2 separate regions of the Homo sapiens genome follow, and region 1 is linked to region 2. Evidence: chromatin loops called from intact Hi-C (ENCODE). Cell type or tissue: heart right ventricle. All regions are shown on one strand. Links, peaks and the distances in the headings refer to the core of each region. The heading gives the core; the rest is flanking DNA. Region 1 overlaps LOC124904304. Region 2 overlaps DCC (DCC netrin 1 receptor).

Evidence for each region. A loop is a pair of places that touch in the nucleus more often than their neighbours do. Peaks named below come from ENCODE experiments on the same cell type or tissue, not always from the same donor. Only the 100,000 strongest peaks of a DNase experiment are listed, where the experiment ranks them.
Region 1: a loop joins it to region 2, with 12 times the contacts of the local background. A loop is called at or near these places in 2 of 110 quality-filtered maps.

Annotation. Positions count from the first base shown.
Region 1 is chr18:53,543,353-53,558,837 of GRCh38, reverse strand. All of the region lies in intron 2 of LOC124904304, which reads left to right. Among named protein-coding and RNA genes, the nearest start is that of LINC01919, 17 kb to the left of the region's middle. In heart right ventricle, for the core only: no CTCF peak of the experiment used is centred there; a DNase peak (open chromatin) is centred at 6,730.
Region 2 is chr18:53,480,181-53,495,665 of GRCh38, reverse strand. It overlaps DCC (DCC netrin 1 receptor), which reads right to left. Exons shown (of 29, transcript NM_005215.4): 26 at 8,708-8,869. It overlaps LOC124904304, which reads left to right. Exons shown (of 4, transcript XR_007066375.1): 4 at 14,593-14,831. Among named protein-coding and RNA genes, the nearest start is that of LINC01919, 81 kb to the left of the region's middle. In heart right ventricle, for the core only: no CTCF peak of the experiment used is centred there; no DNase peak of the experiment used is centred there.

The DNA.
Region 1 (15,485 bases), core at 4,665-8,664, 63 kb before region 2:
ACACACTAAATGTTTATTGTGCCCCAGATTTTTCTTTAACATTAGTGACTGGTTAATTCCTTCATGAATCAAATGCATGCCAATTCCAAGAGATCAAGTTGAAAGAGACACCCTTTTTGTTTTGCAAATCATGGGATTTATGAAAAAGATGAAGCATGGGTGATGGAGAGAACATTCTCAAAGAAGCATAATCTCCAATTTGAGAATAAACATTTCCGTTTTGCTTTGAGTTGGAAAAAAAAAAACCTCTCTTTTTCATCTTAGCATTACTCTAACAACAGGTGACTGTTATCCTGCACAAATGTTTTATTTCATTGACATTGTCTCTAAATGATGATTCAGTGGCAAACCTGAGCATGAGTTCTGAACTACTACTTCTCTTTCTGTGTTTCACAGACCTTAGAAATTTTATTGGAGGATGTCAACCGGGATTAATGAAAGTATTTTCTATTATATCATATTTAAACACATAGATGACGGGAGAGTAAACTAACTCATAATAAATAGCATGTGTTAATGCTTTCATCTGAATTTAAAATGGTGGTTTTCTAATAAATTTATCATGGGTTAGTATTCTATTGGTCAAAATGGGTTATTATACTTTATTTAGAAATGATGGCATTTCTCCCTGGTGGTAATGGTTCTTTCCATTTCAGACATTCACATAGCCAATGGATGCGATTTTGTGTGTGTTATTTGGATCAGCAGATAAAGATGACAACAAGCTATGCTTGTTGTTGTCTTCTAAAATCTGACGGACTGACATATTGAATATTGTTCAGGTCTGGTAACTCTGTAGTAGTTTATCATCTATTTCTTTTATGTGTATTTTTCTAATGGCTTAAAATGTCAGATTTTTATATTCATTTGTGTTAATGGTTTGACAACCTGTACAATCCATGTCATTTATTTCCTAGTTTAGAACAAATATTTGTATTACGTGTTGTAAATGTCCAGTGCCTCTGCATGTCTGGAAGTGGCATCAAATTCCTTTTTTCTTTGTTTTTGTTTTTTCTCATTTTTTTCATTCCATATTACAACAATGAAACTAACAATCTCAAAAAAGTATTAGTTACCATTACTGAGTGCCTATTATTTGCCACTAATCCTGCTAGGAACTTTACAATTAATCTCTTCTTATCCTTTACAAACATTCTTGTATAGTTTTATTTTTCATTTTATAGATAAGGAAAGTAAGAGTTAACTAAGTTAAATACCTGGCTTAAGATCGCACAGCTTCTTCACATTTGAGCTGCTAGTTCAGCTTGTATCTCTCTGTTTCCAAACATAAATTCTTCTCTACCATTTCATCTATCGTTAATTTATTATTTGACAATATACACAACTGTAGATACCAAGGGAATGGTGATTTTCAAAAGATGAAATCTTAAGTCAACTTTTTCAGGTAGATAACTGCCTCCAGAAACTCTCTCCTTTAGAAACGGACTCCATACAACTTATAGGGAAATATCAAAAACAGTCAGTCACCATGAACCTCTTTAATTCTTACTATGGTTTGAGATTTAGAATTCTTGGGGGTATGGAGGATTTAATTTAAATAATATAAAACTTACTTTTATATTTACATGTATTTAAAATCATGATGTCTAAGCAAATTAATTATACAATTAGGATCGTAGGGCAAATGTTTAGCCCATGTTGTAGGACTGGCTGATTTAAAGCACTTTAGAAGTGCCATTAACATAAAAAATTGCTGTGCTTCTTTGAAAGAGATCTACTTATTATCTATTCATTAAAGCTGATCAAAGAATTTTGCTTGATAATGATTTGTTAGCCTTCTTCAAGTTTCTATATTTACTGAAAAGTCATTAACCTGCACTCTTTAAGCATATCATATAACGGCTTTGGTTCCATACTAATCATGATTGTTCTCTCCAAGTGGTCCTCAGCAGTGAAGTTTTTCTATATATAGAATATGCTTAGATCATATGTGGTGGGTTGTTTTTTTTTCTCACAAAATCTTAGATATCTAGACAGAAATAAAGTGTCGGACTGCATTCAGAAATGACCATTGGACAGATATTTTGATGAATTTTGCTCAGTAGTATCAGGATTTATGGTTGTAATGGCCCCTGGAGCCATGGGACTACATAAAGACATCATACTCCAATTCATGGTTATTATTTTGGGTTATTGTATTTACCCTCATGAAACCAAGAACCACAAACCACATGAGAGGTTTATAGTGTGACAGACAGCTCACGCCCATCCCATCTCAAAAGTCTGCATTAATATTTTCAAAAGACTTAGTACATAAGAACTCTCTTATTTCAGCCCAATTTTTTGTAAATCTGTTTCCAAATCCTGTCCTCTTGCCACTCCAAAATAGGAGTGTTCATATCACATTACATCACATGGTAGAGAGAAGGGCAGAGGCAGAAAGAGAATGTTATTAGAAAAGAGTAATGAGAAAACATCCCCATAAATTAGGTAACATTGATTCTCAGAAGACACATTCTCTTCCTTATAATCTCTGAGAATCTAGCTATAGTCAAGGAAGGATATGTCAATTTGAAAGGCATGGCCTAGGGCCTTCTCCATGGCCAGAGACACTCAAATTATATAAATTCTATGTATTGTGAACAGATGAAAATCATTTACACACAATAGGGTAGGGGGCATAGCCCAGCTTAACAGGTAGGAAAACACAAAGCTGGATGGCACTGCTTAATACAAGTTGACAGGGGTCTGAAACAGTGCCTCATCTGAAGGACATGGAGAGAAACATTTTTAACCAGATGATTTTTAACATCAGGAAAGGATTGAGGCTGCAAGAGCCACATGACTTTTTTTCTGATGAATTAAACTTGCTTTTTCCTTCCAAACCAGTGAGTGTGTACAGATACTTCCAGAAGTACCTGAGTGTTCATTGTACTCATATGTGTTCTGCGGACATGAAGTCTATAATAATATTATGCTTTGAGCTACACTACCATGCAATGGAAGAGAAATTGCTATCTTGCCCTATGGCTTCTGTGCTTTCTGCTAACTGCCACTTTCACTGAGTATCTCAACTTAATTTCCTAAGTAAATAGCATTAAACTTGTCACTGCTAATTTTCTCTCAACATCTATTAAATATCCACATTGTGGATTTGTTTTTGACAGGAAAATTTAGGCTGGTTCCGTTTTATGTTTCAGAAATATGTCAAGGGAAGATTAGCTCAGAGACAATACCTGTCATGAGCCACAAAGAAGACAGATGAGTGTGTACATGAGTGTGTACAAACTTAGCTATACAGTTTCTTTAAAAAATTAAATCTGATTACCTGTCTATAAGTGCAAACTATTTTGATTAAATTCTATAAAACAGCAAAAAAGAATTTTAGTCAGTGTGCCAATGTTTTCTTTCAGAAATCACATCAACCAACTGGTTTTCTGCCATTTGTAATTGTAATACTAATTCTGCCACTATGCATGTTGAGAGAGGTGACAGTAACATTTTCTTCTTATTTTTAGGAAGCAGTTGTTCTTTTAGGGACAGGTCCTTCAATTCCTCTATGAAAAATCACAAAGGCTCACATAATACCAAAATTTGAATAAAATTCCAGAGCATCATGAACACATTTCTACCTCTCCACAATCCAAATGTAAGCATCTAGAGCATGGATTTTTGACCTTGTCCTAAAATTGTATAGTTCTTGAGACTTGTGATATCATATTAATCAATTTTGCATTATTCACAGAGTCTGATTCAATGCCTTGAAATAAGCTGGTTCTTAAATATCTGTAGAATTGATTAGCATAGAAATAAAGTAGGATCATTTTTACATTTACATTGTTAAGACCAATTATTTTTTTAAAAAGATATTTTAATATCTGCTCTGAAACAGAATAGAATCCAGAAATTGAAATCAACTCACACATACATGGTAGACTTATTTTTAATAAAGTTACACAGGTGATTTAGGAAGGAGAGTATATCTTTTTAACAAATGGTGCTGTAAGAATTGGCTATTCATATGGGAAAAAAGTGAACCATGGCCATAACTAACATCACACATAAAAATTAACCTTAAATGGAGCATAGAACTAAACATAGATGCAAACACTATAAAACTTCTAGAAGAAAACATAGTCAAAAATAGTTGTGGCATTGGAGTAGAAATTTTTTTAGGGCACAAAATTCATAAACAATAATGAAAATCATTGATAAATTAAACTTATCAAAATAAAAAACTTTCATCCTTAAAATACACAAATAATAAATGAAAATTCAAGCCACAGATTGGGAACAATTATTTCACTGTATCTGAAAAAGTGCTTGTATCCAGAATTTATAAAGAACTCTCACAGCTTAATAAAAAAATGACAAACCACCCAGTTAAGTAAATGAGTCAAAGATTGAACAGGAATCTCACAAAAGAAGATATACAAATGTCACATAAAAGATTTAACGACTAAGGAATGAAAATTAAAACAATGGAATACCATTACATTCCCCATAGAATGGCTAAAATGAAGGAGACTGATGATATCAATTATTAGGATGTTGATCAACTGGAACTCTCATACACTGCTAGTGGGAGCACAAAATGGTGCAATCATTGAGAAACAGTTTAGTCATTTCTTCTAAGGTTAAACATATGTTTATCATGTCACCTGCATGATTCTGTGTTCCTACTTATTTCCCATGAGAAATGAAAACATATGTCCATTTAAAAATTTGTGTTCAAATTTTTATAGCAGCTTTATTCATAAAAGCCCAGACTGGAAGAGTTTAAATGTCCATCAACAGGTGAAAGGATAACAACAAAAATAATTGTGTGTTTGTTTTGAGATGGAGTCTCGCTCTGTTGCTCAGGCTGGAGTGCAGTGGCATGATCACAGCTCACTGCAACCTCCGTCTTCCGGGTTCAAGCAATTCTCCTGCCTCAGCCTCCCAAGTAGCTAGGACTACAGGCACGCACCACCACACCCAGCTAATTTTTGTATTTTTAGTAGAGGCAGATTTTTGCCATGTTGGCCAGCCTGGTCTCAAACTCCTGACCTCAAGTGATCTACCCATCTCAGCCTCCCAAAGTGCTGGGATTACAGGTGTGAGCCACTGTGGCCAACCTCAATAATGTGCATTTTTAATGACATATTTTGATAATATATCGTAGTATTATTCAGCAATAAAAAAGGAACAGACTACTGACATACACATCAACAAGGATGCATCTCAAATCATTTTGAATGAAAGAAGCTAGACACAAATAAGCACAAACTGTGTGATTCCACTTATGTGAAATTCTACAGTAGACCTAATGACAGAACACAGCCAAGAGTTGTCTGGAGCTGGGTATGTGTGTGTTGGCAGAGGCGGAGAGGGGATATAGACTGGGAAGGGACAAAGGGGAGCTCTTTAGGCTCTAATATTTTATATCTTGAGTGTTATGGTTATATGGTGCAGATATTTGTCAAAATTCATTGCACTTATAACTGCTGCATTTTATTTTATGCAATTATATTAGTTTCCGGGGGCTACCATAACAAAGTACCACAATCTGGGTGGCTTAAAACAACATAAATTTATTCTCTTACAGTTCTCTAGGCAAAGAGTATGAAATCAAAGTGTCAGCAGGGCCATGCTCCCTCTGCAGGCTCTAGGGAAGAAGCCTTCCTTGCCTCTTCCTAGCTTCTGGTGTTCCTGGGGGATTCTTGGCTTGTGCCAGTGTAACTGGTATGCCTCTGTCTTCACATCGCCTTTTCCTCTCTGTATCTCTTTGTCCAAATTTAAATTTCTGTATTCTTGTAGAGACACCAGCCATTAGATTAGGGGCCATCTCATTTTAATTTGATTATAACTGCAAAGACCTTATTTCTAAATAACGGTATAGTCTGAAATTCTGGGTAGACATGAATTTTGGGGAACACTGTTTAAACTAGTAGAGCAATTCATCTCATCAAAGCTGATTTAAAATAAGTGAGAATAAAGATATATCATACCTTCTTGATATCCATTAATACTTTTGAAAAAGTCAATACATATTTTCAAGAAATATCCAGAATTCTAGACACCACCACCTGCATGTGCCAATTTGATGATAAAGGCTTTTTTTTTAAAATTAAGGAATAATTGTCAATGCTCACAGGAAATAATATTTGGAGAATTTTACTTTACATTCAAGGGGTACATGTGCATGTTTGTTACCTGGGTGTATTGTGAAATGTTGGGGATTGCACTTGTAGTATACCCATCACCCAAATATTGAACATTGCACCCAGTAGGTAACTTTCCAACTCTCACACGCCTCCCACCCTTGCCCCATTTGGAGTCCCAGGTATGTATTATTTCCATCTTTATCTCCATGTGTACTTATTGTTTAGCACCTACATATTTGGACTATTGAATTGCTAATCACACTGCCCAATTAAGAGCAATAACTTGAATTTCGTTACTAACAAAAATCATGTTTAGTAATAGCCACAGAATTTCTGAAAGCACAATTGTTTCTTGGGTTCAAACGTGACTTATTACTGCTTGTGAAAGACCATTCTGTCTAGTACCCAGCAGAGTCCTTTGCACCTCTCAACCCTCAGTGCAAAGGCACTCCAAGTCATTTAGAAGCTTAGCAGCCTTTTGCTCGGATGAGGGGACAGCAGGGAGACACAGCCAAGGAAAGGTCAAGTAGGGGCATATGAACAAAGTTAATGGGAAATTTAATAGAGTCCTCTGGTTTCTCGCCCCACTTCCTGGCACTGGCTCTCTGTGTGGGAGTGACCCCATAGAGAAGTTTTGCTCGAGTAATTTGGCGTACATCCACTTAACAGAAGGCACAAGGCCAGAACACAGCGGTTCAAATCCCACAAGGCAGGTTACTTGTGTGATGGGATAAGAGGGAGGCAATAAAGCTGGCCCATCAGAATCGGTCAGCTGCTACAAGAAGGAGGATGGAAGCAGCTTTAATTGCTTCCTTTTGCTTAAATAGGAGATACAAGACAGATTTTCTGTCTGTAATCGCCACACAGAAGAATGGGAAGAAAAACTTAAACATACCAACAATGTGCATAGCATTTTACAGCTTAGAAATTGCTTTATATATTTTTAATTTATTCTTGCAATAAACCTATGAAGTTAGCAGGGCTTATTGGCCACATTTTATGGAGAGAGGAGTTGGGTTAAGTGAATTGTTCAAGGTAGAGAATGAACCATCTGGGATTCAAATTTAGTGCTTCTGGCATACCTATTGCTTTTATTATGGTTATTTCTAAGATCACAATAGTATCCCTACTGACTGATATGTTACCTCACAAAGAGATATTGAAGTGAATAAATGAATTGTCAGCAATGTTCACAATATTTCCATCTTCAACCAAACAGCCTTCTGAGGTAGGACACCCTAGTGAGATAAACCAAGCTTTATTCCTAAATGTCATATTGATGAGGCTCATGTTAGAAGCTTAGCAAATACTTGATAAAAGAATGAACAGACATTACTCAAGTACCCACCTTTTAGAAAAACAAATTTAAAAGATTAAGAGTATATAAACAATGCTATCTCATATGTGTTACCATGGCTTTCCCATTAAGCCACATCCAAAAACAGCCTTGAAAATTTACCAAATTGGTAAATACTAACATGGGTCAGTGTTCCTTTCCTATCCTGTGTGTAAGAAATGCTGTGTTTAACATGGAACTCATCTTACAGGTCTCAGCTTACATATAATACTCTCTGCAAAGCCCGGTTTGACTCTGTAAGTCTGGGCCCAAACTCAGTAAACGGAAGCTTAAAGGCAGTGTCTGTCTCAGGTGATCAAGCAAATAGTGAATAATCAATAAATACTTTCTCACTGAATTCTCAAAGAGATACTAACAAGTGAAACTGCTCATGGGGTTGAAATGATGAGAACAGTTGTCCTAGGTATCCACATGGAATTGGTTCCAGGACCGCTGCAAATACCAAAATTATGAATGCTCAAGTCCTCTATGTAAAATGGTGCAGTATTTGCATATAACCTAGGCACATCCTCCCATATGCTTTAAAATATCTCCAGATTACCTACAACACATAATACGATGTAAATGCTGTGTAAACAGATGTATGCTGTGTTGTTTTTCTATTTGCATTACTTTTATTGTCACTTTTTTTGTTTTGTTTTTGTGTTTTTTAATTTATTTTTCCATAAGTTATTGGGGTACAGGTGGTATTTGGTTACTTGAGTAAGTTCTTTAGTGGCGATTTGTGAGATTTTGGTGCACCCATCGCCCGAGCGGTATACACTGCACCATATTCGTAGTCTTTTATCCCTTGCCTCCCTCTCACTCTTCCTCCCAAGTCCCCAAAGTCCATTGTATCATTCTTATGCCTTTTCATACTCATAGGTTAGCTCCCACATATCAGTGAGAACATACGATGTTTGGTTTTCCGTTCCTGAGGTACATCACTTAGAATAATAGTCTCCAATCTCATCCAGGTCACTGCAAATGCTGTTAATTCATTCCTTTTTATGGCTGCATAGTATTCCGTCTGTCAGAGTTCTATACACACTGGCTGCAGGCATATTCCAATCTTGTCAGAACAGTAAATCTGGGGAGTCTTTTTTGTACCAGTGTCCCTGGTTTGCATATGAGCTTTCTAATGTTGTTGAAGACTGATCGTGTGAACCAATAAATTTCCCATCACTGTCCAAGCTTTGTTTTAATTCCTGAAAACTAAAAGAGATCCCCTTACACTGTTGGAGGCCTTAGATTTCAGCTCAAATCTCTCTGGGTATTCTGGAAGGTTGGTCTAGAAAAGCCCAAGCTCACTTCCATTTTATTTCATTTTATTGCTCTTTAAGTCTCACATTTAAGGATCTTTTTTATTTTTTTTTACCTTCATATTTTAGATTTAAAAATTCTTAGCATAATTCTGGACTAAGGTGCAGTATTTGTCCATGACAGAAAAAGCCAAGATGAAAGAGATTTCAAAAGTATGGAATGAGTCTTCTGCACCATGAACACTTTCATAGATTCAAAAGTAGAAGAATCTGGTGTTCAGGGGCTCTGTTTTTTAGTATCTTAAACTCTGAGGTTCATCTGTGTTCGAAATAATTATCTGAAATAATCTCCCTAATTCACTCCCTCATCAGTGTTAGCATTAAAGTATAAGCTAGAGAAGAAAATAGTATAACTGGGGCATTCTGCATATTCATAGATACATACATTCACATTCGCATTTGTAGCATAGTCTTAGTTACTATACTTTAAATAACACTTATCTGTATTTAATTACATATTTATATAAAAATATATTTGTAAAAAGGATTAATGTAAGATGTTCTCCTCTATGAAAAATCTGGAGATTGTTTCCAGAACACTTTGTTTTTATTCTAGATCTGATTTTATTGCAAGACTTGAAGAAAAACGTTAATTGATAATTTGCTGTCCTCAATAAGTGAATATTAATATTCCCTCAGTGTCCAATGTGCCTCTGTAGATGCAACACAGAGTTGAAGAGAAAGGACAGATGGGGTGATCAGTTGTTTCAAAAAGAATAGAACAACAAAGGAGACTAACGGTGCATATCATTATATCTAATCATATTAATAATAAGAGACAATGCTATTGGCTGTAATTTTTCTCAGGGCAAAGAACTTCTGAGAAAAATTCTCTGATATTCTTAACATTTTGAAATGCAGTGATAGGTAAAGAAGCTTGCAGATCAAATTGGCTCTTTTTGGGTTGTTACTTAAACACATAATTTTAGAGTTTAATACATCCTTTGGGATCAAAAGAGTCATTAAGAAGCCATTTATCTACAAGAAATATCAGCAAGAAAGCACTGAATCCAGATGGTTATAAAGTTTTATTTTAGGAAATATTCAGTGATAAAGTATACCCATTTTTAACTGAGAGTTGCAAATAGGCAGTGCAGCTATTTCATCTTAATTTAGTAAACATTTCCTTCTTGAAACTGAAGCAAGATGTGAATTTCCAAAAATGTGGGAATTTCCTCTAAGATGTGAATTTCCAAAAAGCTCACTTTATACTTTAACATGAATCTAGTAAGCCTCACACAAAATGTAAGATTGTTTTTTTAAAAAAAAATTTTTAAACAATGGAAAATCAGGCAAAATGAGAAGACTCTGTAGTTTACTTCCCCTCCCCCTGCTTGGATAAGAGTAAGTATCCAAGAATATAATAAAATGTATTGACTTGAAACATAAGTCTGATGGGAATAATACCAATGGCTTTTTAGAATAATCAGCCCGAATGTATAGGTTTGGAGGGAAGTACTTTAGCAATCAAAATATCTTTGCCATGATCAGGAAACATTTTTAGCCCTATTCTCTGATGGTGTATTAAGGTAACTAACATAGTGTAGTCTTCTAAACTTTAAATCTTACCCTAGAGAGGTCTAGTAAACTTCCGTTATTTTGCTACCTAGCATGTACCTTTCCTTCCTTCTGGTAGTGAATCCATAGTGTCTTTTCCTTCTCTATTCTCATCCCATGGGCTCCAAGGCAATTGACACCATCCCTGGGCTTCAGAGGAGGAGTAGGTGAATAAAACTAAGAAGAAAGAAAATTGCAATCACTTGTTTACAGTGATGGGGTCAGGGAAGAACCCATGATCCATGTCTAGCCAACCAGGGCCAAGGAGAGTCAATTCTGGAACTACTATTTGCATTATCCAGGAAGCAGTTTTCTCATGGGAGCCCCCAGGTGGAAGGTGATAGTGGAGATGTGTCTGAAGTTAGTCTATCCCTACATTGTTCAGGTACCCAAGCCAATATATAGTTTCTTTCTGAAATTTAAGTTAGAAGTTTGAGTTAATTTTCTACTGAGTACAGCAGAGTTCTTATTGATACATGAGATGAGAATAGAGATCAACTGGAGATCTTGTAAATATTACAGATTCTCAGACCCCACCCCAGACCAACTGAACTAGTGTCTCTGATAGGGGCCTAGGGTTTCATAGTTTAACAAGAGTTCCAGGTGGTTTCTATAATCATGATAGATTAGAAACACTTTCTCAGGGAATTCCTAGGGACTAGCAGTTGAATGTTACTCCATTTAGTGATAAAAAGTACATATTTTAGAGCTGACAGAAGTGGTTTCAAGGCCCAGCTGTTTGCATATGAATTGGTTGAATTGGGTGATTAATGGCAAGGTACACAAGTACCCTAGTTTCTGTTTCTTCACCAATAAACTTGCAGTGATAGTATTTTACACATAGGAGTGTTTTCTGTAGTAGGTGAGATATGTGCTGAGTCTCCCTTATCTGAAATACTTGGGACCAGAAATGTTTCAGATTTCAGATTTTTTTTGGATATTGAAATATTTTTATTATACCTATGAGCTGAACATTCCTAATCCAAAAATCCAAAATTCTAAAAGCTCAGACTTGCATTTCCTTTGAGCATTACGTCAGCATTAAGAAATGTTCAGGTTTTGGAGCATTTCCAATTTTGGATTTTCAGATTAGGGATGTTCAACTTGCAATTGACACAGAATGTTGCACATATTGATATTCAATTTTATTAGTGTTTATTATTTGTTTATCAGAGTAAGTCAAACTTCTCTGAAACACTGGGGAAACAGTTCAAATCGAAGACACTACAGTCAGAGTTTCTATTGAAAATAAACTAGAACTGAACAGTGGGCTACACCCAACATTGTTAAATATGTTAATTATATTATTTTTATCAAATACTTGACCTTAGACCATATATGGTACATTATTTCTTAAAGATGATGCAACAACAAATTGAATTCAACAAATTCATTCTTTCATTCTTTCAGTTTGACCTTCATGTGCAAAGTCATGTTGAAAATGCCTTTAGTGTACAAAGCACATTTAGGAAGGCCACAAATTTAGTCTGAAAATAATCACCTTTTGTAACTTTGGGTCTAAGGAGCATTCCAATTTGACCCAAGAGAATCCAGAGGAAGAAGCAATACCTTTACTTGCTGTAAAGTCTGGTCTAGAGGTCTTCTCTCTCGTTTAGATAGATAAATGTGACAGGAGAATGCCAGGATAAAGTTTTCATTTACTATTACCACGGAACAAGCACTATATTATACCAGCTGGCCACAGAATTCCTTCCATAGAAGAAATTCTTTGGGGAGAAAGAAACTTAATTAGCTTCTTGGGTTAGGAGGTGAGAGCCTAATGCTCTGAGTGTTAGTAATAGGCTGAACAACAAAACAGGTAGTCATGCTTCCCTGAGGGAAAGAACGAGAGGAATTTTAATTTTTGAAATATTCTATAAGGAATAGAACATAACAGAGACACCATGAAAGGAAGGGAAAAAGAGGGGAGTCTGAGAGATTTTGTAAGGGCAGGAGTTACATGGTTTCAGGGTCTGTGGAATTTTCCTTCTGAAAAACTGACTCAAGGATATTTTATAATAGGAATGTTTTTGGGAGGCCAAGGCAGGCAGATCACGAGATCAAGAGATTGAGACTATTCTGGCCAACATGGTGAAACCCTGTCTCTACTAAAAATACAAAAATTAGCTGGGCATGGTGGCACGCACCTGTAGTCCCACCTACTTGGGAGGCTGAGACAGGAGAATCACTTGAACCTGGGAGACGGAGGTTGCAGTGAGCCAAGATCGTGCCACTGCACTCCAGCATTGTGAATAGCGAGACTCCATCTCAAAAAAAAAAAAAAAAAGGAATGTTTGCATTGCTATAATTGATGGAAAACCCTCGTAGGCCCTCTCTTGTCTTCCTGTCTTCAACTGCATCTTCAGTAAAGTCTGCTATTTTCACTTCTATTTTGTTGTTGTTGTTTTAATGAGGAAATGGTTGCACCAAGAAGATACCCAACAGAATCTGGATGCCCAGAAACAAGACCTAAGATGACATTTCCTACTCTGCCCCTTTGGAAGTTCACAGAAGTCTTAGCGTGGACCTTGAACCCTCATCAGATGTAGAATTGCTGTTAGAATCCCCTACAGGTACAGTCTTCTCCTCATGCTCATATTTTTAGATCATAAAGGATATGTGAATGGCTATTTTCTGGGTAAAAGTACTTATAATACAGGTTGACTATCCCTTATCTGAAATACTTGAGACCAGAAGTGTTTCCAATTTTGGATTATTTTTGGTTTTGGGGTATTTTCATCATACTGGTAGTGTATCTCAAATCTGAACATCTGAAATCTGAAATGCTCCAATGGGCACTCCTTTGGGTATCATGACAGTGCTCAAGGATACTTTTACTAGCCTCTTTGAATTTGGCTTTTGTCTCTTCTTTTATTACATTTTAGAATTCGTGGTCTTGTGTGGATTGAGCTTTACACAATGGGGCAGGGTGAGAATTGTCATCTCAGAGTCTTGTTTCTGGGCAGCCAGATTCTGTAGGGTGTCTTACTGAGGTAACCATTTCCTCATTAAAAATGAAAACAACAATAAAAAAGTGAAAGTAGTAGACATTACTGGAAGCTGGGTTGAAGATAGGAAAAGAGGGCTCCAGGGGGGTTTCACATTAATTGTAGTAATGCAAACATTTCTATTAAAAAATGTCCCTGAGTCATTTTGTCAGAAGGAAAATTCCACAGACCCTGAAACCCAGCATATTAGTTTCCTGTGGCTACTATAACAAATTACCACAAATTTAGTGCTTTTAAACAACAGAAAATTATTATCCCACAGTTCTGGAAGCCAGAGTCTGAAATCTGGGATGAAATCACGTGTCACCTGGAGCAGCCTCTGTCCAGAGGCTCTAGGGTAGGATCCATCCCTTGCCTTTTCTGGCTCCTGGTGGCTGTCAACACTCATTAGCATGTGACTGCATCACTCTTAGCCCTGCCCCCGTGGTTACATTGCCTCCTCCTCTTCTGTGTCTGTGTTTAATATGTCTCTGTCTCTCTCATAAGGACACTCGTGATTATATTTAGGGTTCATTCAGAGAATACAAGATAATCTCCCATCTCAAAATCATTAATCATATTGGCAAAGACTCTTTTTCCATTCCAAGTAAGGTCAAATTGCAAGTTCCGGGTATTAGGACCTGAAATTTTTGGGTGCCAATTATTCAGCCTGTTAACACCTGGCCTCTGCTTCTCTATCCTCTTGGATGAGGGTGTGGAGTAGCCTCCTGCTTTGGGTCCTGAAAAGGTCCATTTTCTGCTGTAAGTGAGGGCAACCTTCACTCATGCAACTTTCCTGGAGTGTGTAATTATTGCACCTAGCCCAGAGGTTTTTTTCCTTAAGCCATAATGCTAGTTATTCTGAAAATTTATGACATAAAAGAATTTGATTTAAAAATTGCCCTGGTTGTCAGAAGAATCACTGCAATATTAGAGTTCATTTTAAAATCCAGTTAAATCCAGTTACCCTTCCAGTAACTTCCTCATTGTTCTCCTCTTCTTCATAGGAAAACTTCTCCAACAGAAATATGCACAGTATTTACTTTATAACTTCCCAGTCCATCTTTAATCTCCTCTAATCTGGCTTTCATCCCCACTCCTTTACTGAAACCATTTCACTACTCTTGCTTTGGTCACCAATAACTAGTAGGACCATATAAATTATCATTGAAAGGAGACACATTTGAAAGTGAAAGTAGATACTATATACTACTAAGTAACTGCATTAACTATACCGGGGCATGATGCACACCAGGACTATCCCAGGAAAACCAGAGGGTGTAGTTACCTAGCAATGACCTTCATGTTGACCATTTCAATCCACATTATTTTATTTTGTCTTGCCCAGCATTTTACCAACTTTTCAACACAGTTGAACTCTCGTTCCCTCTCTAGTACTCTTTCCATTTTTCTTCTGCCATACTAATGCTTTTTTCCTGTTAAAGGAAAATCCTGTTTTTTCCTGTTGTTGGAAAATCCTGTTTTTTCCTGTTGGCCATTCTTTCCAAGCCTGTTCATCTGATTGCTCCTACTCTACCCAATATCTATATTCTGCATTCTCCTAAGGCTCAGTTCCAGGTCTAAATCTCTCTTTATCATATACATTCCTATGGCTTTAGATGCCATGTGCTGGCAATTTCTAAATTTGTCTCCAGTACAGACCTTTCTTATATGTTTCCAATTTAAATATTCAACTGCATTTTGACATCTCCTCTTGGATATATTTAAAAATCATACTCTTTTTCTCTCACACATGCCCAAACAGTTTCTCTCCCAGTCTACTGCATCACAGAAAATGTTTCTATCAACTTAAAAGCCTGTTCACCAGAAACTCACTCCCATCCAATCCACCTGCAAGTATGTTTGTTTCTACCTCCAAAACACATTTCAAATGTACACATTTCATATATACCGATCCATTTCATGTCCTTCTCTTTACCACCATTGAATCCACCATCTCATACTTCCTGTAGCTTTCTTTTTGAATTTTTGTGCCATTTGGAATTTATTCTCCTCACAAGGTCCAGATTTATTTTTAATACATACATATAAAATTGATATATATTTTTATAAATAGTAATTTCATAAAACTTGTATTTACTTTAAATCTTGGTGCCCTGTGACTTCACAACCATTGACTCAAAGATTTCAATGACTTAAAGGAAATGAAGATACT
Region 2 (15,485 bases), core at 4,482-8,481:
ACATTCAAATTCAGGAAATACAGAGAACACCATAAAGATACTCCTCGAGAACAGCTACCCCAAGGCACATAATCGTCAAATTGTCAGATTCACCAAGGTTGAAATGAAGGAAAAAATGTTAAGGGCAGCCAGAGAGAAAGGTCGGGTTACCCACAAAGGGAAGCCCATCAGACTATCAGCGGATCTCTCGGCAGAAACTCTATAAGCCAGAAAGAGTGGGGGCCAATATTCAACATTCTTAAAGAATTTTCTTTCTTTCTTTTTTTTTTTTTTTTTGAGATGGAGTCTTGCTCTGTTACCCAGGCTGGAATGCAGTGTGCGATCTTGGCTCACTGCAACCTCTGCCTCCCAGGTTCAAGCAATTCTCTGCCTCAGCCTCCTGAGTAGCTGGGATTACAGGTGCCCACCACCATGCTCAGCTAGTTTTTGTATTTTTAGTAGAAATGGGGTTTCACCATCTTGGTCAGGCTGGTCTTGAACTCCTGACCTCAGGTGCTCCACCAGCCTTGGCCTCCCAAAGTGCTGGGATTACAGGCATGAGTCACCACGCCTGGCCTCTTAAAGAATTTTCAACCCAGAATTTCATATCCAGCCAAACTAAGCTTTGTAAGTGAAAGAGAAATAAAATCCTTTACAGACAAACAAATGCTGAGAGATTTTTGTCACCACCAGGCCTGCCTTACAAGAGCTCCTGAAGGAGGCACTAAACATGGAAAGGAACAACCGGTACTAGCCACTGCAAAAACATACCAAATTGTAAAGACCATTGACATGATGAAGAAACTGCATTAATTAACAGGCAAAATAACCAGCTAGCATCATAATGACAGGATTAAATACACACATAACAATATTAACCTTAAGTGCAAACAGGCTAAATTCTCCAATTAGAGTGGCAAATTGGATAAAGAATCAAGACCCATCAGTGTGCTGTATTCAGGAGACCCATCTCACGTGCAGGCACACATAGGCTCAAAATGAAGGGATAGAGGAAGATTTACCAAGCAAATGGAAAGCAAGAAAAAGCAGAGGTTGCAATCCTAGTCTCTGATAAAACAGACTTTAAGCCAACAAAGATCAAAAGAGACAAAGAAGGCCATTACATAATGGTTAAAGGGATCAATGCAACAAGAAGAGCTAAGTATCCTAAATGTATATGCACCCAATGCAGGAGCACCCAGATTCATAAAGCAAGTTCTTATAGACCTACAAAGAGATTTAGACTCCCACACAATAATAGTGGGTGACTTTAACAGCCCACTGTCAACATTAGATCAATGAGATAGAAAATTAACAAGGATATCCATTACTTGAACTCAGCTCTGGACCAAACAGACACCCACACAACCCTCCAGCCCACATCAACAGAATATACATTCTTTGTAGCACTACATCACAGTTATTCTAAAATTGACCATATAATTGGAGGTAAAACACTCTTCAGCAAATGGAAAGGAACGGAAATAATAAACAGTCTCTCAGACCACAGTGCAATCAAATTAGAACTCAAGATTATGAAACTCACTCAAAACCACACAACTACATGGAAACTGAACAACCTGCTCCTGAATGACTACTGGGTAAATAACAAAATTAAGGCAGAAATAAAGATGTTCTTTGAAACCAATGAGAACAAAGACACAACATACCAGAATCTCTGGGACACATTTAAAGCAGTGTGTACAGGGAAAGTTATAGTACTAAATGCACACAACAGAAAGCAGAAAAGATCTGAAATCAACACCATAACATCACAATTAAAAGAACTAGAGAAGCAAGAGCAAACAAATTCAAAAGCTAGCAGAAGACAAGAAATAACTAAGATCAGAGCAGAACTGAAGGAGATAGAGACAGGAAAAAGCTAGCAGAAGACAAGAAATAACTAAGATCAGAGCAGAACTGAAGGAGATAGAGACAGGAAAAACCCTTCAAAAAATCAATGAATCAAGGAGCTGGTTTTTTGAAAAGATCAACAAAATAGACTGCTAGCCAGACTACTAAAGAAGAAAAGAGAGAAGAATCAAATAGGCACAATCAACAATGATAAAGGGGATATCACCACTGATCCCACAAAAATCAAACTACCATCAGAGAATACTATAAACACCTCTGTGCAAATAAACTAGAAAGTCTAGAGAAATGGATAAATTCCTGGACACATACATGGAACGTATCTCAAAATAATAAGAGCTATTTACAACAAACCCACAGCCAATATCATACTGAATGGGCAAAAACTGGAAGCATTCCCTTTGAAAACTGGCACAAGACAAGGATGCCCTCTCTCTCACTACTCCTATTCAACATAGTGTTGGAAGTTCTGGCCAGGGCAATCAGGCAGGAGGAAGAAATAAAGAGTATTCAATTAGGAAGAGAGGAAGTCAAATTGTCTCTGTTTGCAGAAGACATGATTGTATATTTAGAAAACCCCATCATCTCAGCCCTAAATCTCCTTAAGCTGATAAGCAACTTCAGCAAAGGCTCAGGATACAAAATCAGTGTGCAAAAATCACAAGCATTCCTATACATCAATAACAGACAAACAGAGAGCCAAATCATGAGTGAACTCCCATTCACAATTGCTACAAAGAGAACAAAATAATACCTAGGAATACAACTTACAAGGAATGTGAAGGACATCTTCAAAGAGAACTACAAACCACTGCTCAAGGAAATAAGAGAGGACACAAACAAATGGAAAAATATTCCATGCTCATAGATAGGAAGAATCAATACCATGAAAATGACCACATTGCCCAAAATAATTTATAGATTCAACGCTACCCCATCAGGCTACCATTGACTTTCTTCACAGAATTGGAAAAAACTACTTTAAATTTCATATGGAACGAGAAAAGAGCTCATATAGCCAAGAGAATCATAGCCAAGAGAATCCTAAGCAAAAAAGAACAAAGCTGGAGGCATCATGCTACCTGACTTCAAAATATTCTACAAGGCTACAGTAACCAAAACAGCATGGTACTGGTACCAAAACAGATATACAGACCAACAGAACAGAACGGATGCCTCAGAAATAATACCACACATCTACAACCATCTGATCTTTGACAAACCTGACAAAAACAGGCAATGGGGAAAGGATTCCCTATTTAATAAATGGTGTTGGGAAAACTGGCTAGCCATATGCAGAAGGCTGAAACTGGATCCCTTCTTTACACCTTATACAAAAATTAACTCAAGATGGATTAAAGACTTAAACATAAGACCTAAAACCATAAAAACCCTAGAAGAAAACCTAGGCAATACCATTCAGGACATAAGCACGGGAAAAGACTTCATGACTAAAACACCAAAAGCAATGACAACAAAAGCCAAAACTGACAAAAGGGATCTAATTAAAGATCTTCTGCACAACAAAAAAGCTATCATCAGAGTGAACAGGCAACCTACAGAATGGGAGAAAATTTTTGCAATCTATCCATCTGACAAAAGACTAATATTTATTTAGAAGCTACAAAGCACTTAAACAAATTTACAATAAAAAAAAATCCCATCAAAAAGTGGGCAAAGGATATGAACAGACACTTCTCAAAAGAAGACATTTATGCAGCCAACAAACATATGAAAAAATGCTCATCATCACTGGTCATTAGAGAAATGCAAATCAAAACCGCAATGAGATACCATCTCAGGCCAGTTAGAATAGCTATCATTAAAAAGTCAGGAAACAACAGATGCTGGAGAGGATGTGGAGACATAGGAAGGCTTTTACACTGTTGGTTGGAGTGTAAATTAGCTCAACCATTGTGGAAGACAGTGTGGCAATTCCTCAAGAATCTAGAACTAGAAATACCATTTGGCCCAGAATCATGCCCAAAGGATTATAAATCATTCTACTATAAAGAAACATGCATGTGTATATTTATTGTGGCACTCTTCACAATAGCAAAGACTTGGAAGCAATCCAAATGCCCATCAACGATGGACTGGATAAAGAAAATGTGGCACATATACACCATGGAATACAATGCAGCCATAAAAAAGGATGAGTTTATATCCTTTGTAGGGAGGAAACCATCATTCTCAGCAAACTAACACAAGAACAGAAAACCAAACACCACATGTTCTCACTCATAAGTGGGAGATGAACAATGAGGACACATGTACACCAAGGCCTCTCGGGGATTGGAGGGTAGGGGAGGGATAGCATTAGGAAAAATACCTAATGTAGATGATGGGTTGGTGGGTGCAGCAAACCACCATGGCACGTGTATATCTATGTAACAAACCTGTACATTCTGCACATGTACCCCAGAAATTAAAGTATAATAAAGAAATCTACATTATTGTGATTGTAAGTTTAATAGAATGTACATGCATTTGTTAGTCTTTTGAAATTTGGTCTCTTATTTTGAAAACTTTCATATTTCACATGAATTCTGATTACGCCACTGAATTTTCTTTTTTCCTAATCCTACTCTTTAACGCCATTGCTCCTCATCAGCATCTCCAAAAACAAAAATTGTCTGCATGCCCAGTCTTCTATCCCCAAGTTTTCAGCTGGCTCCTGTGATCCTGGCTGCAAACAAACATCATGATATGGCTCTTGACTTTGACAGAAGTAAAAATGGCTTTACATAGGTAGGTCCCCTCTTTAGCAAAATCCATCCTTAGTACCACATAGGGAGAATAGGAAAGTGCCTAATGTACTAGACAGGAGTGAGAGGGCCCTTCCTCAAGACGGAATATATCACCAATCCCTAAGGGACAATTTCTGTTGTGTTCAAAATGAATACAATGAACAGGTATAGGATTTCCATCTATAATTCATAATTCTTATATTTTAAGTGGAGCAAAATAAATGCTTTTTGGAACTGCCTGACACTTAAGGCAGCAAAAACCCTTTAACAAATACAATAGCAACTGGTCCGCCAGTGAAATACTCTCATTTCAGATGAGCACTTTTGTCCAGTTCAGGCACTGGCTTTAGGACACCTATGTGAAACAAAACAAATTGGCTTAGTGGCATGACATTTAGCTCTGCCAAGATCTCTGAAAGCAAAGAAACCTGCTTTTGTCCATGACGTGCCCCTGCTCTGCAATTCAGAGTATCGAGTGAGAATCAAATACATGCTAGCAAGGCACTTGTTGTTACATGATGAAATAGTCAGAATTCATTATACAAATAGCATACCATTACACAGCAGAGTCAAATCTCAAGGTACTTTATAATAATTAATGTCAATACATATAAATAATTGCTACAGAATAACTGGGAAAATATTATAAAAATGGAAATGAGGAATTTTCTTCTATATAAAAACTACAATATGTGATTGATAGAAATATAGCAAGCCAATAACTCTAAGCAAAGACTGAGTCATGAACACTTCTAGAAACCCAATTCACTCATTAACCTCAGAAGAACGACGTAACACAATATTTTTACATAACCCCAGTTTCTTACAGCCTGTATTTTTTTAAAATACCCTAGAGATTACTCTATGAACTCCATTGCACTCCTCATTTTATCTAGGTCAAGTTTCATTTATTAGTTGATTTCCCATTTGAGGGAGAACAGAGGCAGAAAAATAGCATGAATAAAGCTGACCAGCCTTCCCACTAGTTAAGACAATGTCAGAACTAAAAGGAAGAGTGGAAATCACTTAAACTGCTCCTCTACCACCTACTTGTTTCAAAGACAAGAAAGTGGGGGCACCAATTTTGTACTGATTTGTAGAAATGAGGCCCCAAGACTATCTATTGGTTGAAGTTTTCAAATACAATGCAGCTAAACTGTTCCCTAGGGATAACTCATTTGCTTATTGAGGCTAAGAGCAGTACTGCAGTTACTTATTAAGAAGAAGAAATATTTGTCCATCACAACTATATAAATATAAATATTATTTACTGATAGGTCAGCGAATACATGTAATGCAAATGTATGTACCATATCTTTTCTTTCCTTATGGTTGGAGAGAAATTCAGCTTTATTTGTGCCTTCAGAAGGCAGCAGACCTTTGGAATAGGACTTTAGTGATTCATTTCATTTCTTATAAAACTCAAAGGTCTTTCAGATAACTTTGGAGGAAAAAGAGTTTCCACCTTGGCAAAGTCAACTTTTTCTTTTAATACGTGTGCCTTTCTCTGTTTCCCAAGGCGACTAATAAGATATATCCACCCAGATTCATGAAATGTTTTCTGCTTGAGAGAGAACAGGAATGTTTGTTTAGTGTTCTCTAAGGCATTTAGAAACCAATAGGGAATGACGGGAAATGGGAAGTTAGTTAATTGTTTCTGACAGTGATTTAGAGAATATTTAGTTTCCTAGAAAGGAGGGTGAGTGTTATTTATTTTAAACAGTCACTTGGAACACATATTAGATCTTAGTTGCTTTGCATTGTGCATAGCTTTGCTCAAAAAGTTCTTGATGAATGACTGAAGATGTATTTATTTTAAAAATCTGTAAAATCTTGGGCAGGAGTAGAACATCCAATGCCTTTTCATTTTAGATAAAGTTAAAAAATCACTAAGCATTTTGTCGTATAACTACTTTTATTTAATAATCCTTACTTTAAAAAATAAAAACATCTTCTAGAGAATAAATATTTTAATCAATTAATTTCTTTTTTTTTTTTCTGCCTCAGCCTCCTGAGTAGCTGGGACTATAGGCGCATGCCACCATGCCCAGCAATTTTTTTTGTATTTTTAGTAGAGATGCGGTTTCACCATGTTGGCCAGGATGGTCTCGATGTCTTGACCTCGTGATCTGCCTGCCTCAGCCTCCCAAAATGCTGGGAATACAGGCATGAGCCACCTCGCCTGGCCCAATCAATTAATTTCTAATAGATTTTATTTTTAGAGGCATTTGAGGTTCACAAGAAAATTGAGCAGAAGGTACAGAGATTTCTCACAAGCCTCCTATCCCACATACACACAACCTACTCACTCTCAAAATCACAAGTCACACATGAGACTTTTAACCACAGATAAAAACAAATTTTATACTAGTCAATTCCCTTTATTCATTTTCGTTGAGCTTTAACTTTTGGAATCATTTTCCCCATGATTCAATAAGAGAGAGTTTCACATGCTGCACCAATTTAAGAGGAAAGAGGAAAACGGAAAGAGTAAATTGATGTTGGATCTCAATGAATAAATTTTCAAAAGAAAACTATGCCTTTAAAAAAAGGGACAAGAAATGAGTAACACAACACGAATAAAAATAGTGAATTACTAATTTTAAAAGTCCTGAATTTTGGCTTGTACCAGTCATGATGGAGAAACCCGATAAAGGTCATTCTACACATTCTTTTTTTTTAATTTGAAATAAATAGAGTCTAGCTCCATCACCCAGGCTGGATTGCAGTGTCACACTCTCAGCTCAATGCAATCTCCACCTCTCAGGCTTAAAAGATTCTCATGCCTCAGCCTCCCAAATAGCTGGGACTATAGGCATGCGCCACCACACCCAACTAATTTAGAAGAGACAGGGTTTCACCATATTGGCCAGGCTTGTCTCCAAATCCTGACCTCAAGTGATCTGCCCACCTCAGCCTCTGAAAGTCTACACATTCTTTTCATGTTTCCCTTTAAAGTCAGAGAATATACAAGAAATCAAAAGAGTGTAGGAGACAACAAACCAATAGACCGAATACTAAACTAACATTAAAACTTGTCTTTTTTTTTGTTGCAGAGAGCTTCATTTTAGAAGTGAAGAAGGCACTTGTGGGCTCTCAATTCTTTGATTGGAATTCCATTTCCAGTTGTCTTGGGATTTGAAAATTTTGGTTATTAGACTTTCTACATCTTTCCTATTTAATTCCCTTCAATGCAGTTTGGGCAACTATTTTTCCTCGAGTTTTTGCACACAACTCTATTCTGTAGATATTATGTGCAGTGAGAAAAGAGAAAATAAATCTAATTCTCCCTTGGCAGATCTTTGATGCCTTTTAATTCTAACCTTGCTGTATCTAGACGATTTATGATTTCTTAGAGCTGTCCCTGTTTGGTTAGAAAAATATACCTTACCTCAAAAATATATTTTATTGTTGTTACTATCATATCTATTACAAAACATCCTATCTCACATGAGCTGCTGAGTCACCTGTTCTAAGAGATGAAAACCATAAAATAGATTTTAAAACACTGTGCTCAAAAAAAAAAAAAAAAAAAGAGTCAAATGGCACAGCAGAAATCACCAGGGTGTATATAATAGCTTGAGAGTCTCTTTTCATTCCTACCTTCCTTCAAAGAAATGAAATAATACCCTGGAAATCCTTTTTTTCTGATAATTAATTTTTAAAGCTGAAAAAGTATCACTTACCTGATTAAAGAAATCTAAAGCATTCACCCAAGTTATTGGTTCATCAGCAATCAGTGAGACATAACCAACAGATACCAAATATGTTGGAAGATATCACTTGATTATTAATTTCCTATTTAATAGGACATATTAATTTCAAGTACCCATCACATCATTGTTTGATGGAACCACTTGACATTTGTTTCCCCACCACTTCCCCTTGTATTGTCAGTGGAGTGTGCTGTGGAAAGGTGCCTAGGGAATCAGTACAAATGCACATGAGCTAGGATCCAAAGCACTGTGTTGGAAAGGAACATTCTAGTACCACAGTCATAGGGAAATCAACTTTTCTAAGGGATAAGGTCAGAATGCAACATATTTTACAAGACACCTTTGCTATTATTCATTTGTGCTTATTAAAAAGAGAGGAAAATGCATTACACTGACTTCTTCCTGCTCCGAAACCTCGGTCCACTGAGAGTGTTGGGAATGGCACAGGCCGGAGAGTGAACTGCGGGTGGGGATATCCACAGGTGGGAGACGGGAGGATTCCTGGGTACTGGGCACTTTCTAGCGTTGGCACCGGGATGGCGCTCACGACAGCTGCAAAAGAAAAAGGTTAATGGGTTTTTTGAACCTTATGTATTCACTCAACAAGCAAAAAAGAAAACGGTGGAATTTTCAGATCCTCAAATCTATACACACTCTTCATAGTATCAACTAGGTTCCCTTACTTACCTCTCTCCACCAATCCCACTTTTTACTTTAGAAAAGACAGCTCATCCCTCAAGCATCATACTACGAAATATTACCCTGCAGTTTAAAACATTCCAGGGCTCCAAACAAAGAAACAGTTAATCAAGTTACCATAAATCCACCTTAACATTTTATGTCGGTCATGTTGTTTGTTTGTCTTGGTCTTAGTCTTTCTTTTAAGGATGAACTATGGCATTAGAAAGGTTAGGTTGTTCACAAATCAAATATATTGTGTAGAGTGGGTTGAAAAAATGTTGGGAATTTTCCATTAATTCTGTAAAAGAATGTATTGCTCTTGAGGGACAGTCGAGAGAGAGAGAAGCAAAGTGTTTTCTCAATAGTCATACTTAGGATTTATCTTTAAATAGAAAATATCTTCAAATACCCAAATCAGTGCAGGTGAGTGACATATTAAGTGTAACTGAATGTTTTTCAGGAATATCAACTTTTTTTAGTTACAGTGGCTGAAACCCACAGATAAAAAACATACAAAATATCTTCTAGGTTTAGATAGTATTGTTCAATTTCATTATTCAATAGCTATTCAATTATAATATATATTAAATATTCCAATTGTAGTCAATCTTTATCTTATATTTTCTTATAAAATGTTTAGCATTCCCTATCTTTTATTATGCCAAAGCAAAATTTAAGTCAGCTACCTGAATGATCAGTTTTAGCAGTATATTCCTGTCTATGAAATTAATAATTTATTTTTATTTATTTAGATGGTAATGCCAATAACTGGAGTTCAACATACACATACATGCATGCACATTTACCAAATGAAAATCTTTTCTTTTGTCATATTCCTCATTTTATAACATTATAATTGTAGATACAAATTACACTGCATATTGTAACTCAATGAGAAGCAACATATAGATTTCTTTTAAATTCTAACTGAAAATTCAGATTAAATATATAAAAGATAAAAGATTTTAAAAGGGCTGCTTCTAGTAAACTAGCTATTGAAATTATATACCAGAATTTATTTTTCAGTATATTTATAACGTTTCTTAAAATGCATTTGAACATGTTTACTTAAACTGAAAAATGAAGTCAGACTGTTTCAGATAAAGCATTTTGATGGACTGGTTTGAAAATGAAGAGTGACTCTGCTAATCAGATTAAATGATTAGTATTTCCTATAAATTGAATAAAAATATAAATCATTTAAAGATAAATCATTTCAACAAAAATTGCTTTAGTGAAGATCTAAGTGATATTTCAATTTTCCTAATCTTGTCTTTATTTTTCAGTAAAAAATTGTTGGGTTTTATTGGGTTTTTGTTCTATCACAAATTCTTGCTTTGGAGTGTAGAGGAGTGATGACATTAATAGAATTTTTTTAAAAATACATGTTATTGTGTATATTAGAGGTTTATGACATATTTTGAGACACATATAGATACATGTAGATAGTAGGTTGGTTACCATAGTGAAGTAGATTAACATATCTATCGGCTCACAGTTACTTTTTGTGACAAAGTAACATAGTAGCTAAAATGTACTTATTTAACAAAAATCCCTAATACAATACAATTGTATTAACTTTAGTTCTCATGCTGTAGGTTAGGTCTCTAGACTTGTTCATCTCACATGTCTGCTATTTTGCATTCTTTGGCCTACATCTCCCCATTTCCTCTCCCCCTCCCACCTGTGGGAACCACTGTTTCATTCTCTATCTCTGTGTATTTGAGCTTATATATGTATTATTTCACACATATATTTCACATATAAATGGGATTGTTGAAAGGTTCATACTACCCAAAGCAATATGCAGATTTAACACAATCCCCATCAAAATTCTAATGGCATTCTTCACAGAGATAGAAAAAAATCTTAAAATTTCTATGAAACCATAACAAATATTGAATAACCAAAGCAATACTGAGAAAGAAAAACAAAGTTGGAGGCACTGCACTTCCTGATTAGAAATTATGTTAAAAAGGTATAGTCTCTTCCATAAATGGTGCTGGGGGAATGATTTTCACATTGAAAATAATGAAATTGGACCCTTATCTCACACCATACAGAAAAATTAACACAAAATGGATAAAATACCTACATGTAAGACCCAGAAGTTAATTCCTAGGAGAGAGCATAGGTGAAAAGCTCCTTGATTTTGGTCTTGTTTATGATCTTTTTAGGTTTCACACCAAAAGCTTGGCTTCAAAATCAAAAATAAATAAATGAAACTGCACCAGACTAAAAAGCTTCTGCACAGCAAAGGAAATAATCACCAAAAGAAAAGGCAACCTAATCTTGTCTTTATATATTGTTACAAAAAGTGCCTCTCGGTGAAAGCAATTTTCAAGTTTATTTTAAAATTGCTGATAAATTTTGGTACAGCTTTTTATTGTGAACCTCCTAGAAAACAAGAAAGTAAATAACTTGAATGAGTAACAAATACTTCTGCAAGTCAGGTGGTTTCTAACATTTTCATTTAGAGCATAATTGAAGGAAAATCTCAGGTAGTTGTTAGTTGAAAAATTATCAAAAATAACAGAATAAGAAGTCACAATGTGATTTTGGCATGTAATTTGGGAGAAGTTCAAATTGTTCAGTGATTGCTATAAAGATCTCATTGTTATAGTACTCATTCATATATATATACACACACACTATATCTATCTATCTATCTATCTATCTATCTATCTATCTATCTATCTATCTATCTATGCAAACATAGGCAAAGGTTTCACAGTGTTTAGATCAACAACAAGCACACTGGAATAGAATTAATGCAATAAGCAACATTCATACATGGATGTATGCAATTAATGTACAAAAAGCCCCATTCATGTCATTAAGTGATAACACTCCAATAAAATTTTACGCTATATGCCATTGTGGAGAAACACTAATTGTAATGTTAACAAGATCCATAGGAAAGAAAATTAACAAAGACTCATAGTCACTGGAAATACAAACATAAAATAAAATTTTGGTTTATATAAATTTTATGCTGCAAAAAAATAAGATAGATATATAATCAAAAAAAGACCCACAAACATAAAAATAGATCATGTTTGTATGTTAATCTGTGGGGAAAATAAATTGTAGATTCCAGTTCAAGGAGAAAAATGAGTGGTGTTAACTTCTATCTGTTAACAAGGCACTTCCTCACATATTTTTTAAGGGGATGATGTTGATATCAAACTACTATGGTATTTTTGTGCTTTTAGATTGGTTTAAAAGCATGTTACATCAGAAAAATTCCATCTTTCACAGGTATTTAATGTGTAACAAAATATTTTAAGTGTCAAATTTTAAATATATGAGGGGATACATAGTTTTTCTAAATTATTTTAGAGAAGACATGAATGAACATTTGAGAGTAATTAGTACAAAGCACAATGCCTCAATAAAGATATTTTATGAAAAGCACATTATGGATATATAAACACGTAAACAGACTCCAGAAAAAGGGAAATTTAAAAAATGACAAGGAAACTTTTAAAAAGAATCAGAGATTCAAACCAGATACCAGCCAAAATGTTATAAATTCCTTAAAGAAATAAGTTATAATTTTGTTGTCTTTGTGTCTTTTCTAGGACAGTGCTAGAGATACTTCATATTTTTCAAGTGAGTTTAATATGAAGGATTTTCTAGGAGTATTATTTAGAAATCTGTCATTTTAACACACTGGAGACTTTTAGAGTGACTTGATATATGATTTACTCTCCTGGGGTATATAGTTAATATAATAATAATGATAATAATAATGTAGTTGAACACATTTGTAAATATAAGCCATACCAGAGCATAAAGTCTATTTTTAAACAACTCAAATTCCCAGACTCTGAGGCAGTCAACTGAATTATTTCACCTGTCTTACTGATCAAATGGATCACTGCAGTCATTAAAGTGGATTGCTAGATTGCAAAACATTCCCAGTATTGATACTTTTTACTCATAAATGTGACAATGTTAGTCTCCTTTAAATATAGAAAATACTCATTCCACAAACTGTGCATACTATATTTTATTATCAAAATGAGTATATTATAATACAAGCAATAATATTATTAACAAATGTTTCACAGTACGTTTAGAAAAAGAGTTTCATACGTATCTTCTGATTTGGAGCCAAACAAATTTGGAGAGAGAAACATAAAACAATTTTGCAAGCCATATAATCTTTTAGTTAGAGTGCTGAGAGCACTCTAGAGACTGAACTTACACTGCAGTTCCAAGTCTTTCATTACTGAAGAAAGAAATTTTACTTTCTAATAGTTTTGTATTTTTGCTGCTGACCTGATTACAAAGGGTTTACAAATAATAAACCTTCTTTCAAAAATAATAAATCTGTTGTATGTTTCTGCATCTCAAAAGTGTTCATTATTTTGTGACATCAGATAGAATAGCCAGTATCCCAAAGCTTCGATCTTGAAGTATTTTATTCTATGATTCATTTCTGAAAAGGCACAGAAGTCTACATTTACTTATAACAAAAAATAATCATTCTTAAAGTAAGTTGGATAAAACATTAGGTATTAGGATATCTTTTGGTATTTTTCCCCTTGACGTCAGTTTTGAAAGTCGGAAATACACACACACACAAACACACACATACACACAAACACACAAATGCTTCAACTCAAAGCATTCACTCCACTGCTATGTTTATGTAAAACAGCTCAGAGAGCGATATCATCAAGCATTTTCAATAAATCTCTGCTCTGCGGCAAAATATGACAAGAAATCTGTTCTGACACAGCTTTCTGACAATTGAATTTATCTCTGACATTGATGCACAAAATTTTTCAAGTAGAAATTCCCTCACCAAATTACTTAGCTCCCTGAACAAGGCACATTGGTATTTGAAAACTTCCATAATATTCTAAAATGTTAGCACTAAATACTACCTATAGGAAATCAAAAGTAAAGATTTTTTTAAGCTACAATGTTTAAGAAATAATAAAACCCTCCCTAGATATTTCTCAACATGGTACTTGACAGAATTGAGAGATTTGTTGAGGAGACGAAGGAGACAAAGATAATGGTATGTCGAAATGAAAGAGCTTAACTGAAATGATTTTTCATTCTGCCTCTTTTTATCTTCTCTTTTCCACAATGACCTGTATATTATCTGGGACATTTGGAAATTTAGCCTCTATTGTCCTTGATATTCATATCTCCTTCACATTTTCAGGTGTTCTTTGATAAGCAAGTGCCACAGAATGACATTCACAAGTATCCACAAACTCCATAGAGGGTCGCTTTTGGAAAAGCCCTAAGATTCATAAATATGTGCTTTGCAGTTATTCTTAATATAATGGTAAAGAGTCCTAAGTGCTGAAGTAAAACTGCCTGGATTCGTTACCTAGTTCTACTCCTTGCTAGTGAATAAGCATCATAGCCAGCGTCAAAGATGCCTCCCACTGATCCCACTTCATGGAGTTCACATGCCTGTTGGGTTCCCTTGCACATTTTACCAGGATTGGTCTGGTGAGCAGTAGAATGTGGCAGAAATGATGGTATGTCTCTTCTAAGATAAGGTTTAAAAAGATTGTACATGCTCACTCTGTTTTTCTCTCTCTCTCCTCTCTTCTCTATTTTAGATCACTCATGCTGGGGAAAGCCAGGTGTCATGTCTTGGGGAATCCAGGTGTTATGTCTTAAGGACAGGCTGGCAGACCTGTGCATACGCCCATGTAGCGAGAAACTAGACCCTCAGCTCAAGACACTGAAAGAAACCTCATGAAACAACTTGAAGCTCTGACCCTGAACCACCTAGCTAAACTGCTCTTAGATACCTGATTCTCAGATACTATTGAGAAAATAAACAATAATTATTTTATGTTGCTACATTTTGGGAGTAATTTGTTACATGATAATAGCTACACGTTGAAGAGCAAATTATTCACGCTCTGTTTTTCAGTTTCCTCATCTGCACAATGGAGTACCGATTTTATGATGTGGTTGTGAGGATTTAAGAGATCATCCACAGAGAAGTGCAACAGAGTACAGGGTCAGAAGTCAGCACCCCATAAATGTTGGGCATTGTAATTAATTTGCAAGGCTGCAACAGATCCATCCAAAACTGCATTGAATATCTTTTTTAATTGAAAATATTGTTTAAAACATCCTGTCTTACATTTGAAAAAAAGAGTGCTATGCATTAAGATAGAGGAAAATAAATAATAGTTTTTAAATTCAAATTTGAACCTGAGGGAAGTATGACCCTGAAAGATTTTTGACATGAGAAAGATAATTTCTAGTTCAAGTTCTTGTTTTGTCATTTATAAGCTGAAGGAAGGCATTTATTGAAGTCTATCTGGCCCAATTTTAATGTGGTTTATACACGCTTTCCAAGATGAGACAGAATGTGGACTGGCTGGCTTAGTGCTTGCCACAGCAGGAGCTATGTGTTAAGATCAAATAGGGTGAACTGTGAGAAGGAAACTTTAAGACCCCTGCAATCTCCTACTATACTCCTTCTATCTGGACCTTT